Linked DNA regions of Homo sapiens: all the other regions are linked to region 3. Evidence: chromatin contacts called from ENCODE Hi-C or POLR2A ChIA-PET data. All regions are on one chromosome and are shown on one strand. Each heading gives the region's core, a stretch centred on a gene start or an enhancer-like site at or near the end of the contact. The rest is flanking DNA. Distances are from core to core; before and after follow the strand shown.

Evidence for each region. A loop is a pair of places that touch in the nucleus more often than their neighbours do. ChIA-PET counts read pairs that join two places held with the same protein, here RNA polymerase II (POLR2A). Pooled maps may share reads with other maps.
Region 1: a loop to region 3 is called in a pooled map, with 2.4 times the contacts of the local background. The contact joins two enhancer-like sites. A Hi-C loop is called at or near these places in 4 of 50 pooled maps. POLR2A ChIA-PET finds 5 or more read pairs at or near these places in 2 of 52 experiments (BJ and T-cell).
Region 2: a loop to region 3 is called in a pooled map, with 2.3 times the contacts of the local background. The contact joins two enhancer-like sites. A Hi-C loop is called at or near these places in 2 of 50 pooled maps. POLR2A ChIA-PET finds 5 or more read pairs at or near these places in 3 of 52 experiments (A549, WTC11 and activated naive CD8-positive, alpha-beta T cell).

The regions. Positions count from the first base shown.
Region 1 is chr20:49,682,276-49,687,100 of GRCh38, reverse strand. The region is part of intron 1 of B4GALT5 (beta-1,4-galactosyltransferase 5); the gene reads left to right. Among named protein-coding and RNA genes, the nearest start is that of B4GALT5, 29 kb to the left of the region's middle. RefSeq lists an enhancer at 3,115-3,820. Within about 2 kb of position 1,605, at least 7 of the 41 ENCODE cell types and tissues checked have a DNase peak (open chromatin) inside an H3K27ac peak, as active enhancers do.
Region 2 is chr20:49,660,315-49,664,804 of GRCh38, reverse strand. All of the region lies in intron 1 of B4GALT5 (beta-1,4-galactosyltransferase 5), which reads left to right. Among named protein-coding and RNA genes, the nearest start is that of B4GALT5, 51 kb to the left of the region's middle. RefSeq lists an enhancer at 2,579-2,873. Within about 2 kb of position 3,109, at least 3 of the 41 ENCODE cell types and tissues checked have a DNase peak (open chromatin) inside an H3K27ac peak, as active enhancers do.
Region 3 is chr20:49,887,249-49,891,601 of GRCh38, reverse strand. It overlaps SLC9A8 (solute carrier family 9 member A8), which reads right to left. Exons shown (of 16, transcript NM_015266.3): 16 at 1-3,773. The coding sequence ends at 3,666. Among named protein-coding and RNA genes, the nearest start is that of MIR12122, 26 kb to the right of the region's middle. RefSeq lists enhancers at 667-836, 1,911-2,722, 2,723-3,534 and a silencer at 2,915-3,034. Within about 2 kb of position 2,946, at least 15 of the 41 ENCODE cell types and tissues checked have a DNase peak (open chromatin) inside an H3K27ac peak, as active enhancers do.

The DNA.
Region 1 (4,825 bases), core at 356-2,855, 200 kb after region 3:
CGAAAAATGCCCCCAGATACTGCCAAATGTCCCCTGGGAAGCAAAAGCACCCCTAATTGAGAACTACTGGCCTAAAGGAAGGGAATAGTTTTCCTAATTTGATATAATGCCAGAAAAGCAGAATTGGATTTTGAGTTACTCAAGTCATTGTCTCTGACCATTGGACTATATGCCAGCTTCATTCTTTTTTTTTTCTTTGGTAAAGATGGGGTCTCGCTGTGTCACCCAGGCTGGAGTATAGAGGCATAATTATAGCTCATTGCAGCCTCGAACTTCTGGGCTGAAGGGATCCTTCCACCTCAGCCTTGTGGGTCTCTGGGGCTGTAGGTGTGCACCACCACACTTGGCTTTTTTTTTTTTTTTTTTTTTTTTGGGCAGAGACAAGGTCTTGCTATGTTGCCTATGCAACATAGCAAGAACCCTTGGCCTCAAGAGGTCCTCTTGCCTCGGTCTCCCAAAGTGCTGAGGTTACAGGCATGAGCCACTCCACCTGGCCCAGCTTCATTTTTTACTGACAATTTGATGGTAAATTCTAGGGTCCTAAAAATGGTTGTAAGAGTAAATGTATTTTTTTTTTAACCATTGGCTTGCCATCTGTGAATTGGGAACTTAGGTCACTTGGTTGCTTATTCTAGGGTTAAGAAGACAGACTCTTGATTTCTAGGCAGTAGTAAGTGTTAACATCCTATGTGTGGTATCTCTTGGGCTTCTGCAGAGCAGTTCTGTTGCAGTCTGTCTTCATTGGATCTAATGCGTGTACAGCAGTTCTTTAAAACTGACAGGAGCAAACCAACACAGAGAAATCCACTCAGAATGTAAGTAGTAACCATTTGGAATGTAAGGTAGGAAAGACATAAAGAGATCAGAATTAGAGCTAAAACTAAGGGAGAAAAAGACAGCTTAGAAGATTAGAATGGACAATTTTGAATGGCATGACACTACCAAAAATAATTTAAGCTGTTAGCTCCCCTTTCTCTTATTCTGCGGACATTTTCCGGTTTTCCAAATCATTCTGCTTTGATGCCAAATGTCTTGTTAATAATGCATGGCTTTTTTATAGTACTCCCTTCCCATCATGCCTCTTAGGTGCTGAGTCAGAGGAGATGTTACAGCAGCAGCTCAGGAGAAAGGAGAAATCCCTCTGCAATGCTCAAATACTACTTTTTTTTTTTTTTTGCACATTTATCTCTTAGCAAGCTTTTCACTTTAAATACTCTAAAGCTTCAATTCAGGGGATGCATTTTTCTTACTGTTAAAGAACAAGACTTTTAAAACTATCCAAAAATGTCTAATAACGTGAGGTTTTTGAAAGCTCTTAAAAGCAGATCTAAATGTTAGTGTGTATTGTATTTGATTTCTAGGACAATAGCTGTTATTTTTCTACTTTTCTACCTATTGTCTGGATATGCCTCTTCTGAGTCCGTAATTTCTATTCTGTAAAATTTAAAATAATATTTTCACATTGCCTTTATGATAGACAGCTATAGGAGACAAACAGATAATTGAGGAAATGGGACAAATGATTGTCCGGTGAGCACTGGGATCCAGGCTTGGATCCAGCGTTTTTCTCCCCTACTGTTTGCCAGCCCATTGCATTCTGGGTGGCTACTCAGAGGCTGACTTTTGAGGCTCAGCAGTTGCTACCCCTGCTGCTTTCAAAGGCTGGGCTGTCTGGGTCACAGAGTTTTTCGTTTTCTGTTGGTTAGGAAATACTGTGTTTTGAAGGGCCCTGGTAGAGGGAAAGTAATTTTTGAAGCCCCTGGGTTTGTGGTATGAGTTGAGAGGAGGCACCCACTGCACCTGCTGAAGTTCCTTTTAGAGACGGCAACATGGAGAAAGTGTTCCTAGGTCTGTGATACACATGTTAGCCTCTTAGTCATGTCTGCCTTTAAACTGTGTAACACATCTTAACAAACTTGGGAAATCAGTTCACCTGATGCGGAGTGGTGTGTTTAAGTGCATAAATCAGAAGTTTCCTAGAGTGACAGTATTCTTTGTTGTCATGGATTTTTAAGGTGTAATTTAGAAATTGTTTACCTCTCTTCACAATCAGAATAACAATATTGTTGAAAATAAAATAACAGCATGGAAACTCTGTGTACTATATTCACAACTTTTCTATAATTCTAAAATTACTCTAAACTGAAAGGCTTATACAAATAATAACTGTGACTTCCTGAAGGCCTACTCTGTTTCAATCACTCTGGAATCTACATTTGTTATTTCTAACTCTCCTAAGACTGTAAGAAGTTTGGTCACGAGCTCAAGATCACACAGCTAAGCCGAGCAGGGACTCAAACCTCTGTCTTAGCTGAGTGAAACTCTAATCCTACCGCATGCCACCTCTGTTCTCTGGGGAATTGGAATGGAATTATTTGAACAAGGACGTGGCTCTTCAGTATGTCGTTTAAGTCTGCAGGTATGCCTTGATTTCTTTCTGTTGTAGATCAGTACTTACTGTATGGCACTTGCTGATTTTGCGTGCTTATGTCCTTGATATGTGGCCTCTTTCAGTTCAGGGACCAACTTTTTTTTCTTCTTGAGGAGTCTTGCTCTATCGCCCAGGCTGGAGTGCAGTGGCGCAACCTTGGCTCACTGCAAGCTCTGCCTCCTGGGTTCACACCATTCTGCTGTCTCAGCCTCCCCAGCAGCTGGGACTACAGGCGCACACTGCCACGCTCAGCTAATTTTTTTGTGTCTTTAGTAGAGACCGGGTTTCACTGTGTTAGCCAGGATGGTCTCGATCTCCTGACCTTGTGATCCGCCTGCCTCAGCCTCCCAAAGTGCTGGGATTAGAGGCATGAGCCACCGCGCCCAGCCAACTTTTTTTTTAAATTAAAGTAAATTCTGAATGAACACATTAGCGCTCACCATATACAAGACTCCCTTAGAGCTCTGCATGTGTTGCTTCTCTTCCTGACCCAGTGAGGTAGGTACTATTACTTTGCTCTTTTTTTTTTGAGATGGAATCTTGCTCTGTTGCCCAGGCTGGAAAGCAGCGGTGTGATCTCAGCTCACTGCAGCCTCCACCTCCTGGGTTCAAGCGATCCTCCCTCCTCAGCCTTCCAAGTAGCTGAGATTACAAGCATGTGCCACCACACCTGGCTAATTTTTGTATTTTTAGTAGAGACAGGGTTTTACTATGTTGGCCAGGCTGGTCTCAAACTTCTGACCTCAAGTGATCCACCCACCTCGGCCTCCCAAAGTGCTGGGATTACAGGCGTGAGCCACCGTGCCTGGCTGCAGTCTTTATTCTTAAATGTTTTACCAATATTAACTCATTCAATACAAATGAGATAGGGATATTATTATCCCCGTTTTATGGATGAGGAAACACAGAATGAATAATTTGCCAAAGGTCATTCAGCTGACTAGAATTTAAACCTGTCTAGGCCGGGCGCAGTGGCTCATGCCTGTAATCCCAGCATTCGGGAGGCCGAGGTGGGCAAATCATCTGAGGTTGGCAGATCATCTGAGGTCAGGAGTTCAAGACCACGCTGGCCAACATGGTGAACCGACATCTCTACAAAAATACAAAAATTAGCCGGGCATGATGGTGGGTGCCTGTAATCTCAGCTACTCAGGAGGCTGAGACATGAGAATCGCTTGAACCCAGGAGGCGGAGGTTGTAGTGAGCCGAGATTGCACCATTGCACTCCAGCCTGGGCAACAGAGTGAGACTCCATCTCCAAAAAAAAAAAAAAAAAAAAAAAAATTTAAACCTGTCTAGCCCTCCTCCAGAGTTAATACTTTCAACCATTAAACCATTTACCTGACAATTTATTCAGCTTAAAGATAAAAGGAAAACCAGAAAATACCTGTTAGACTAAACAGAGCACATTTATGTGCAGATAGTTTGCAACTTCTAAGGAGAACATTATTTGTGAAATCAAAACAGTTTATTTCTAGGATAACTTTTATTATTTAACTTTTAGTTGAGAATTTGTATTTGTTGTATATAAGCATATGTCGTCCTTCTATGTCACTTTTTTTTTTTCCTCCCCAGAAACAGGGTCTCCCACTCTGTTAACCAGGCTGGAGTGCAGTGGTGCAATCACAGTTCACTGCAGCCTTGAACTCCTGGGCTCAAGCAGACTTCCCACCTCAGCCTCCCAACTGGCTGGGACTACAGGTGCACACCACCATGCCGGGCTAATATTTTTTTATGTCAGTAGAGAAGGGGCCTTCCTATGTTGCCCAGGCTGATCTTAAACTCCTGGGCTCAAGTGATCCTCCTGCCTTAACCTCCTGAAGTGTTAGGATTGCAGATGTGAGCCACTGCGCCGGCCTAGAATTGGAATCTTGAATTTTTGCCTTAGGCTCACTAATAATACTCTTAACTACATTTAACAAATATTTATTGGGCTGCTGCTATGTGGTAGGCAAACTTGTGTGTCCTTTTAGGTAATTAGTGCTTTGGAGAAGCAGAGGAAAGTGGATGCTTTGCAGGGAGTAGAGAGAGGAAATTTTGCAATTTTAAATATATTGTGATGAGGGAAGGTCTCACTGAAGTGAGGTATTCAGGAGGTGTGCGAGCAAGCCATGTGGTTGTCTGGGCAGCGCTGCCAAGACAGTGGTTGGGTCAGTGGCCTGTGGTGAGAGCTTGCATGGGTATCTTCAGGACAGGACAGCGAGAAGGCCCGTGTGGCTGGAACAGAGTGAGTGAGGTGCAGAACTAGAGAGATGAGGTCAGAGGGATAAGGGAAATCATTTAAGAGCTGGTGTAGACAGACTTGCTCTGCGAAGGGCCAGATGTAAACGTTTTCGACTCTGCAGTCCATAGCAACAACTCAACTCTGCCTGCAATGCCGAAGCAGTAGTAGGC
Region 2 (4,490 bases), core at 1,860-4,359, 230 kb after region 3:
ATTTGAAAGTAAAGTTGTAGACATCATGATGCGAAACCTCTAAATACTTCAATATACATCTCCTGAGAATAAGCGCATTATGCATAATCACAGCACTATGATTACACTTAAGCTTAACATTTAGTAATATCTGATATACATTCCATGTTTAATTTTTCTCACTTGTCTCAAAAATATCTATTTTAGCACTCTGATTTTTCTATTCAGAATTTAGTCAAAGTTCATGTATTGCGTTTAGTTATGTCTCTAATCTAGAATAGCCCCTGCTTTTTTTTGGTCCAGATCAGTTATTTTGTAGAATATCCTATGTTCTTTCAGCCTGAAGAATCTAAAGTGTGTGTGTGTGTGTGTGTGTGTGTGTGTGTGTGTGTGTGTGTGTGTGTATTTGGAGACCTCATCTCTAAAAAAATATAAATGTTAGCTCTGTGTGTGGGGGCATTCCGCTGTGGTCCCAGCTCCTCCTGAGGCTGAGTTGGGAGGATCACTTGAGCCCAGGAGTTGGAGGCTTCAGTGAGCCATGTTCATGCCACTGCACTCCAACCTGGGTGACAGAGTGAGATCCCAACTCTTAAGGGATATTCTAGATTTATCTTCTTGTTTTCTCTTCAGTAGATTAGCAAGAATATTATATAGGAAGTAAATATCTTACATTGCATTAGGAGCCTGGAACTGTAGGTTGTTCTAATATTGGGGTTGCTGAGTTGAGACATTTGGTAAAGGGATGACCTGCTAGATCTTCCTCTTATGCAGCAAAATTACAAATGTCAGTTGTGATCAACATGTAATTTGTGGGGTGGTGCATTGAATATGTGTTTTGACTATCCTCTTCAACAACCCTTTCACCTGAGGGTTTTAGCATCCATTGATTTCCATGTCATGATTATGACCCAAATATGACTGTAATCAACAGACCTGCTAAACAGAGTTCCAGATTCTTTACGGTTCTTTTTGTCCTTACAGTATATCTCTCAAAGAATGTATCGGAGTACTTTTCCGTTGGTTGTGTTTTCAGTACAATGTATTATTAGAATTATTTGTTTGTGTTTGTATTTAGTTTTAGGGTTTGCCCATTTTTCATATATATATATATATATATATATATATATGTATATATTTTTTTTTTTTTTTTCTTGAGATGAATTCTCACTATGTTGCTCTGGCTGGACTTAAACTCCTGGGCTCAAGCCAGCCTCCTACTTCAGCCTCCCAAGCAGCTGGGACCATAGGTGTGTGCCACCATGCCCAGCTAGATAATTTTTTTAATACGTAAATGTCCAAAATATAAAAGGTGTACTCAGGCCTCAGTCCTACCCCTTCATTTTTATTAGTTTCTGGTTTACTCTTCCTATGTTTTTTTTTTTGTAAAAATATGTGAGTGCATATCAATTTCCCTTTATTAAGTAGCATAATATGTCTTGGAAGTCAATTCATGGGTTTTGCTCACCTTATTTTTGGGGAAGGTAAATTTTGTTGACATATAACATTAAAATGTGTACATGTAAGCAAAAAGCTTGGTGAATGTTTAGAAAATGAATATATCTGAATAACCAGCATCCAGGTTAAGAAATAAGATGACCAGAAGCCACCTTCAACTCTCCTGCACTCCAGGGTAGCCATTCTCCTGACTTTTATGTTGTAGATTAGCTGTGCCTGTTTTTGTATTTTATCTACATGGAATCATACCACATGTGTTCTTTTGTGTCTGGCTTCTTTGTGTCACATAAAGTGTGAGAGATTCATTCACGTGGGTGCATGCAGTTCTAGTTTATTTATTCCTGTTGCTGTATAGTATTCCAAAATCGGAATAGGCTACAAATATTTAATCTCTTCTGAGTTCTTTCTAGTTTTGGACTATAACAAATGTTTTCTCATTCTTTTTTATGGTCTCATGGTACTCATCCATGGGAGTGAGTATAAAAATGTATTCAACCAGTCTCCTTTGGATGGTCATTTAGGCTTTTTTCCCTAGTGTTTTTCTACTACAAATATTATTGCACAAGATTTTGAATAAACTTGTGCATTATAGTATGGAACATGTTTTTAAAAGCTTTATGAGGAATGAGAGTAACAGAACATTTTGGGGGGAAAGCTAATCTTTTTGGCAGTGCTGCTCAATTGGTGGAAAGGAATGACTGAGCTTTTCTTAGGAACAGGTTAGTGCAGTGAAACTGGTTAACTTACAGTATTTTGGGTTCCTCTCAGAAAGGAGGAGGGGGCTAATGCAAAATAAAGAGAAGGGCTTGAAATCCATCTCCATGCCTCCTGGAGCACAGCCAAGTTCAGAAAACTCTATATTGTCTCAACTTATTATTATTATTTTTTAAATTCAGATATTTATTATGCATCCTCTGTGTTCCCAACACACCATTCTAGCCACTGGGGGTACAGCATTAAAGGAAGTAGGCAACAGCCTTGCCCTAATGGAGCTCACATTCTTATGGGGGACAAGATAAATTTTAAAATATGTTGTATGTTAAGTAGAAAACCAAAGCAGAGGAGGGTGATTGGTGTTTGGGTGTGAGTGTGTGTGTGTTGTATGTTTGCATATGTTGGGGGTGAGATACAGATTGTAAAAAGTGGTCAGGAAGGGAATGGTTTCTTTTCTGGTTCTGAACCCTCTTTTAGCTTACCAAGCCAACCACAGCAAACATTAAGGATACACATTAAGGTTCAGTGAGAAAGGAGGAGGTTTTCCTGTTAGAATCAGAAGCAGAGAGGAAGAAAGGCACCATTGTGTGGCCAAGAGGTGGCTGAAGGGCAGGAAACCCAGTCCTTCGCCCCCGGAAGCTGTCCAGTTAAGCCATGGCCCAAGGCTGCTAACACTGGCATCTGAATGGAAATTTCTAATTGTGTAGACCTGAATGGGGCTTATTTTTCTCAACTGAATTATGGTTATATATAAGAGATCCCTCCTCCTAGATATGAGGCTGGATAATAATTACATTGTCTCATGAAAGTGTAAAACAAATTATTAGTAAGTGTGAATTTGTGTTAAATGTTGTCGCATTTACCACACTGCATTGTAATTTGTTGAATTTTGTCTATACATTACTCATCTATTCAGCGTTGCCTTATGCATACTTGGCCTCCAGTGCCCTCGTACGGTGCCTGAAAAGCACACAGTGAAGGAGGTGCTCAGTAGAGACTCGTTGAAACTGGAGGATTTAACCACTGCACACCAACTTAAAATTGTTTTTTTTAACTGTGATTCAGCCACTGTTGCGCAGGACCATATTATTAGAAAGTACTGCTTTCAGAATTTTCAAAGTTAGCTGGGTGCGGTGGCTCACGTCTGTAATCCCAACACTTTGGGAGGCCAAGGCAGGCAGATCACCTGAGGTCAGGAGTTCAAGACCAGTCTGGCCAACATGGTGAAACCCCATCTCTACCAAAATACAAAAAATTAGCTGGGCATGATGGCAGGTGCCTGTAATCCCGGCTACTCAGGAGGCTGAGGCAGAAGAATCGCTTGAACCTGGGAAATGGAGGTTGCAGTGAGCCGAGACGCGCCACTACACTCCAGCTTGGGCGACAGAGGGAGACTCTATCTCCAAAAAACAAAAAGAAAAAAACAAAGTAAAGCTCATCAAAATATATGCAGCAACTCAGTTCACCTCTCTGGTTTTGATTTCTCTAACCATATGACCTTGGGCAAATTACCCCCTGGAGGACTTGACTTCCTAATCTAAAATAAACACTCAAGATGATATCTACTTCACAGAGATGTGAATTTTGAATGAGATAATTTAGATTGAAAGCAACATGTGTATGCATATGTACTTCCTACTTTAGGCCAGAGCCATGGCCTAAGTTTATTAACAAGACTGCTTTTTTTGTTGTTGTTAACCAAACAGCATCTCACTGTTGCCCAGGCTGGAGTGCAGTGGCACGATCATGGTTCACTGCAGCCTTGATCTGAGTGAGTGGCTGGGACTACAGGCGCACACTACCACACTCGGCTAGTATTTTTAAAATCTATTTTTGTAGAGACGGGATTTTGCTGTATTGCCCAGCTGGTCTTGAACTCCTGGCCTCAAGTGATCCTCTTGCCTCCGACTCCCAAAGTGCTGGGATTACAGATGTGAGCCACTGCGCCCAACCGGTAACAAGACTTTTAATAGAGACACCTGAAAGGTCCTACAGTTTGATTTGTATAACCAACTACATGAGCATTGCACAGGAGAAGGGCAATTTAGCATCTCTAAAAAGATTAAGGGGATTTTGCTTCTAGCAAGCTTGATATGAATTAGTAATAGGATGTGACTGCTGTTTACCAACAACATTCAGCAAAGATTGATTGATTGATTACCTAACCATGTAATGGACGTTTAAAAAGTCTATTCATAGAAATATCCAAAACTGAATTTCCCAAAGTAAGTTCTGCAGAGACTCACTTGATGTTCTGGTTTGGGAAATGGCAGGCTAAATAACTAAACATCTCTCTTCTGGGAATTTCTGGGCCTTGAGTTATTGTGCATTGTGAATCTCCA
Region 3 (4,353 bases), core at 1,697-4,196:
AGGGCACCAGAGGCCACAGCAAGAAAATAGCTCGGGAGAGGGGGATGGGATGGGGCAGGGGGTGTGTGTTAGTCTTCCTCCTTCTGTTACATGCCTGGTAACAGTGAAGCCCCTCAATGTCTAACTGTTGGACAACTGTTTGGGAAACGGCAGGAGACTAAATGGAAGGGGGCTGGCTCTTTATTCTCGAGGCCTTTATCTTGACTGTGAGATGGAGGGCGTGAAATGGAGGGCGTTAGACAGAGGACCCGGGGCTGTGGAGATGCCTTCCCGAGGACTCTGCTTCATGACTCCGCATCAGGAAGCTCAGGGTTTCCTACCCGCCCCCAGCAAGGGCAGCAAACACTGGCTCTCACTCGGCAGGGAATGCGGGGGGTGGAGGGGGGCCTTTTCTCTTCTGCATGTGAAATCCTTGTCAGTGGCAGCAAACGGCCACTGAGCTTCTCCCCACACAGGAATCAGGCAGCAGTTCCAGCCCTGAGCCACCCCAGGCCACACCCACACCCCAGCCTGCCCCATCCTCAGCAGAAGTGGCCTGGCCTCGGCTACCCTGCTGAGGACTCTCCAAGCATGTGCGCCCTGCGGGAACACGGACCTGAGACTTCATGAGGCCAAGCCCTGCCGATGGCACCTTTGCCAAAGGTTTTAAGAAGGGTCCCCAGTCACCCATCTTTCAGCATTCCATGGCACACAAAGGAATCCTGTGGGCTAACCTGGGCGACTCTGGCGCTCAGGCCTACCCCTTGGCCTCATGCCAGCCAGCCCAGCCCAGCTCACCCACTGTGAAGAGGGGTGGCTGGCTTAGGGTAGGGGCCGAGAGGGCTTCAGTTCTGCCTCTGGACAGTGTGTCTGACCTCCAGATGATGGAACTGAGCCACCCTTAGCCTGGCCCTGGCCCATCCCCCTGCACACTTATCTCGGGGACCTAGAAGCCAGCCCTTTTCCCTGCGAGACCCCACACAAGCCACGGGGTGGTTGTTCCGAGGGGTCATAACAACTACAGGCTGCAGAAAGCATGGGATTCATTCCAAGAACTCGTTCCACACAGCAGTGCCTGTGGTGGAGGGGCTGCTGGCTAAAGGGCTGGTTTCCTCCAGCGCTCCCTGGCTCCAGCCTTCACTCATCCTGAAGTATTCCTCCTACACGCCACAGTTCTCCTGTACCATGGCCTAGACCCAGAAGAAAATAAATACACACGCAGGAAGATATAGTTAAGCTGCGTATTTTTATATCTTCTATGCATTCACTGCCCCAAATAGAATTATTGGGTGTGCTAAAGGTAGACAGCAGCAATTTGTTATTCTCAGGCAAAAAAAACTGACCCAGAAAAACAGACTTCTATGGCCTTTTGTTACCAAGGTGAGCCAAGATTGCCAAGGAACACGGGGTGCCCTCATCTCTTGGGGGCACTCTCCCAGGCTGCTGACCTCACCTGGCCGACAGGGGGCAGAAGAGGCTCAGAGGAGATCGAGGCAGGTGCTGGTACCTCCTGGGAACGGTCCCGCCACCCCCTTTGCCCCCAACAAATCCTGGGGCCCCTCCACCAAGCCCCACATGCTCTTCCGCCACAGCATCGTTTTCAAGTCTCAGCTCAAAGTGTGAGGCCAGGTGTGACCTGGCTGGGGCTATCACACCTGGTGACGAGGGGGCAGACGGAAATGGGATCTGACTCTTTTCATTGCTTTATCTGTGAATTTAAGATTAGGAAAGAAAGAAATCCTGGCAAACTGAGTTTGCAAAACAACTTACATCTGGGAGATGGGACCCTAAACTTCAGGGGAGAGTGAGTTCTGGCAGGGGTGCGAGAACAATCTGGTCTCAGATCCCTGCCCGCACTCGCCCAGGGGCAGGCAAAGGTCCCTACCCTCTGACTTCCTCTCTTCTCCACTAAAAGGAAATGGTGGAAACCAAAATTAAGCAAGGCAATGGCTCAAATTATGGGGTTGAGAAATTAAAAAAGATCATATTTTAGCTCTATCAAGTACACATTTACTTTTCATGCAAAAAGTAAACAGTGTGCTTCCTGCTTGGCTGGCCTGCTCTGACTTCAGGGTCAAGGCGAGGTGGTAGGATCGGGCCTGGCCTCTCATTCCTGGCACAGAGGAACCTGGAAGGTCCTGAGGTCAGTCCCTCCTGACATCTGGAGCCACACTGCCTGAGGTGGAAGAGATGGAGATGTGCTTGCTCTAGCCCAGGGTCCATGCTGGCCCATGTGGGCCCACTGTGTCCCCAGAGAAGCAGGAATGCACATGATCAGCCCAGGGTCCATGCTGGCCCATGCAGGCCACTGTGTCCCTTGAGAAGCAGGAATGCTTCTTAATGATGAATTAAACCACCCCAGGGTGCCAGGTTCCAAGGCTCCCTGGGACCCAGAACCACATACGGAAGTTGGCAATGGCTCTTTGATGAGCTGAGCAGTTTGAGGCTCGTCAAAGGGGAGATGAGGAGAGGATGGGAGTCATTCCATCTGGACATGACTGGCAGCTCCTCACCCTGAGATGGCTGAGGGGGCCAGGCCCCTGGGACAGGGCTGGGGTGTGTGTGCGTGGAGCGTGTGCTCCAGGATGCTGGGGCCCCAGGTCAGAGTAGAGGAGGGAGCACTGGGTGCTGCTGCTCTGGCCCCTGCCCCAGTGCTTTGGGGACCCTAGCATGGGTGACGAATGGGATCCAACGTGGTAGGGAACTGGGAGAGGGGAAAGAGGATGGAACCCTGACTAGCAGCGAAGATGGCAGCAGTGAGCAGACACTGCAGGGCCTCAGCACAGTGGCCTCCGATTAGACAAAAGAACAACTGAGTACGGGAATGGTGGGGAGGGAGATCAGATGGCAGGAGGCGACTAGAGGCTCTCAGCACTTTGCTGTAAAATGCAAATCAAGACAGCAGTTGTGGGCCGGCAGAAACCCTGTGCCTCTAGCTTTTCCCTCTAGAGGGCGCTCTGACCCCGCAAGATAAAAGCCTAGAGTTGCAGCTTGCAGGGGGCTCTAAAGAAGATACCAGAAGGTACCAGTGTAAACATTCAGAACATGCCCAGAGAAGGGCAGCAGCCGTCTGCTACCCAGGGAGATAGACTGCGAAGTGCCAATCAGGTAAAGGACAAAAGGTCACTCCGTTTCTCTCTGAGGGAGCACAGGAAGTATCACAAAAGGCAGCGGGAGGTTTTCAGGATTTCTGGGCCCTGCCACTTAGGTCAGAATTGTGGCTGCAGAGGCATCTTGATGACTCAAAGGCAGGTGGCTGACCCCTGGCTCTGCCAGTCCGGCGGGGGCAGCATGAAGGCAGTGGCTGGGGAATGGCACAACTGTAGATGGTGCTCCTCTAGGCAGGGGGCCGCAGGGGTCCTCCGGGTGGGGGGGTAGGCGCCCTAGCTTCACAGATGACTGGCACCTGGCCCCATGCTCCCTCCCCTCTGTGGGCTGAGGAGCCACACTGAGCGGAGGCTGGCTCAGGGAGGAGTCGGGAGATGACAGTTTCCCAAGAAGTCGCCTGGCTCCAGAGGCCTGTCAGGTTCTGGACTAAGGCGACTCTGCAGCCAGTACCTCGCCCCGCCCTCTTATGTCTTGAAGGGGCTGCTGGATGCACGCATCTCTGCGAGGCCCCTGCTGAGTGTCTGTGCGCAGCAAACGCCCATCCTGGGCCTGCCTGCCTGAAGCCTTGGCACCTGGCGTCAGAGCAGCTCCTGCTCGTCGTCCTCGGAGCCGGAGGGGCCCTGGCGTACCTCCTCGTACCACTTGTTGGTGAGAGTTTTCATCTGGATGCGCCCGTGGTGCAGGTCCTGGGTCGAGAGACACAACCAAGCCGTCAGGGCGTCAGGGGCAGGGCCATGGAAGGGAGGGGATGCTACTGGGTGTTTTGTGTGGGGTGTCTAGGGAGGAGGTGGGAGGCAGGGTGATGGCCACAGGCAACTTCAGTTTCAGTTGAACAAACTGAGCTGGGATTGTTCTTTGTGGGGGTGGAGGTCACGGGAGGTGTCATTCAGAAAGGAGGAGGGAGCATGGCTTGAGGCTGAACATGTGGTCTCTGGAGTCAGACACAGTTAGCTCTGCTCCCAGTTATGCCCATATTGGCTGTGACCTTGCGGGGTTACTGCACCCCCTTAGGCCTCCATCTCCTCAGCTGTCAGGGACACAGCTGCATCCACTGCACAGGATGCTGGAGAAGGAAGCGGTCGTGGTCACAGTCACTGGAGCTGCCTGGCTCCTGGAAGAGCGCACACACCGGCAGCTCTCAGGCCTGCCGGAGAGTGGAAAATGGGCCTGCTCGGAAACAAAGCGGGCAGCAGCAGGAAGAGCCCCACCCCTACCCAAGGCCTCCAACTAAAGAGAGGCCAGCAGTGCCCCGAGGGACAGAACCAG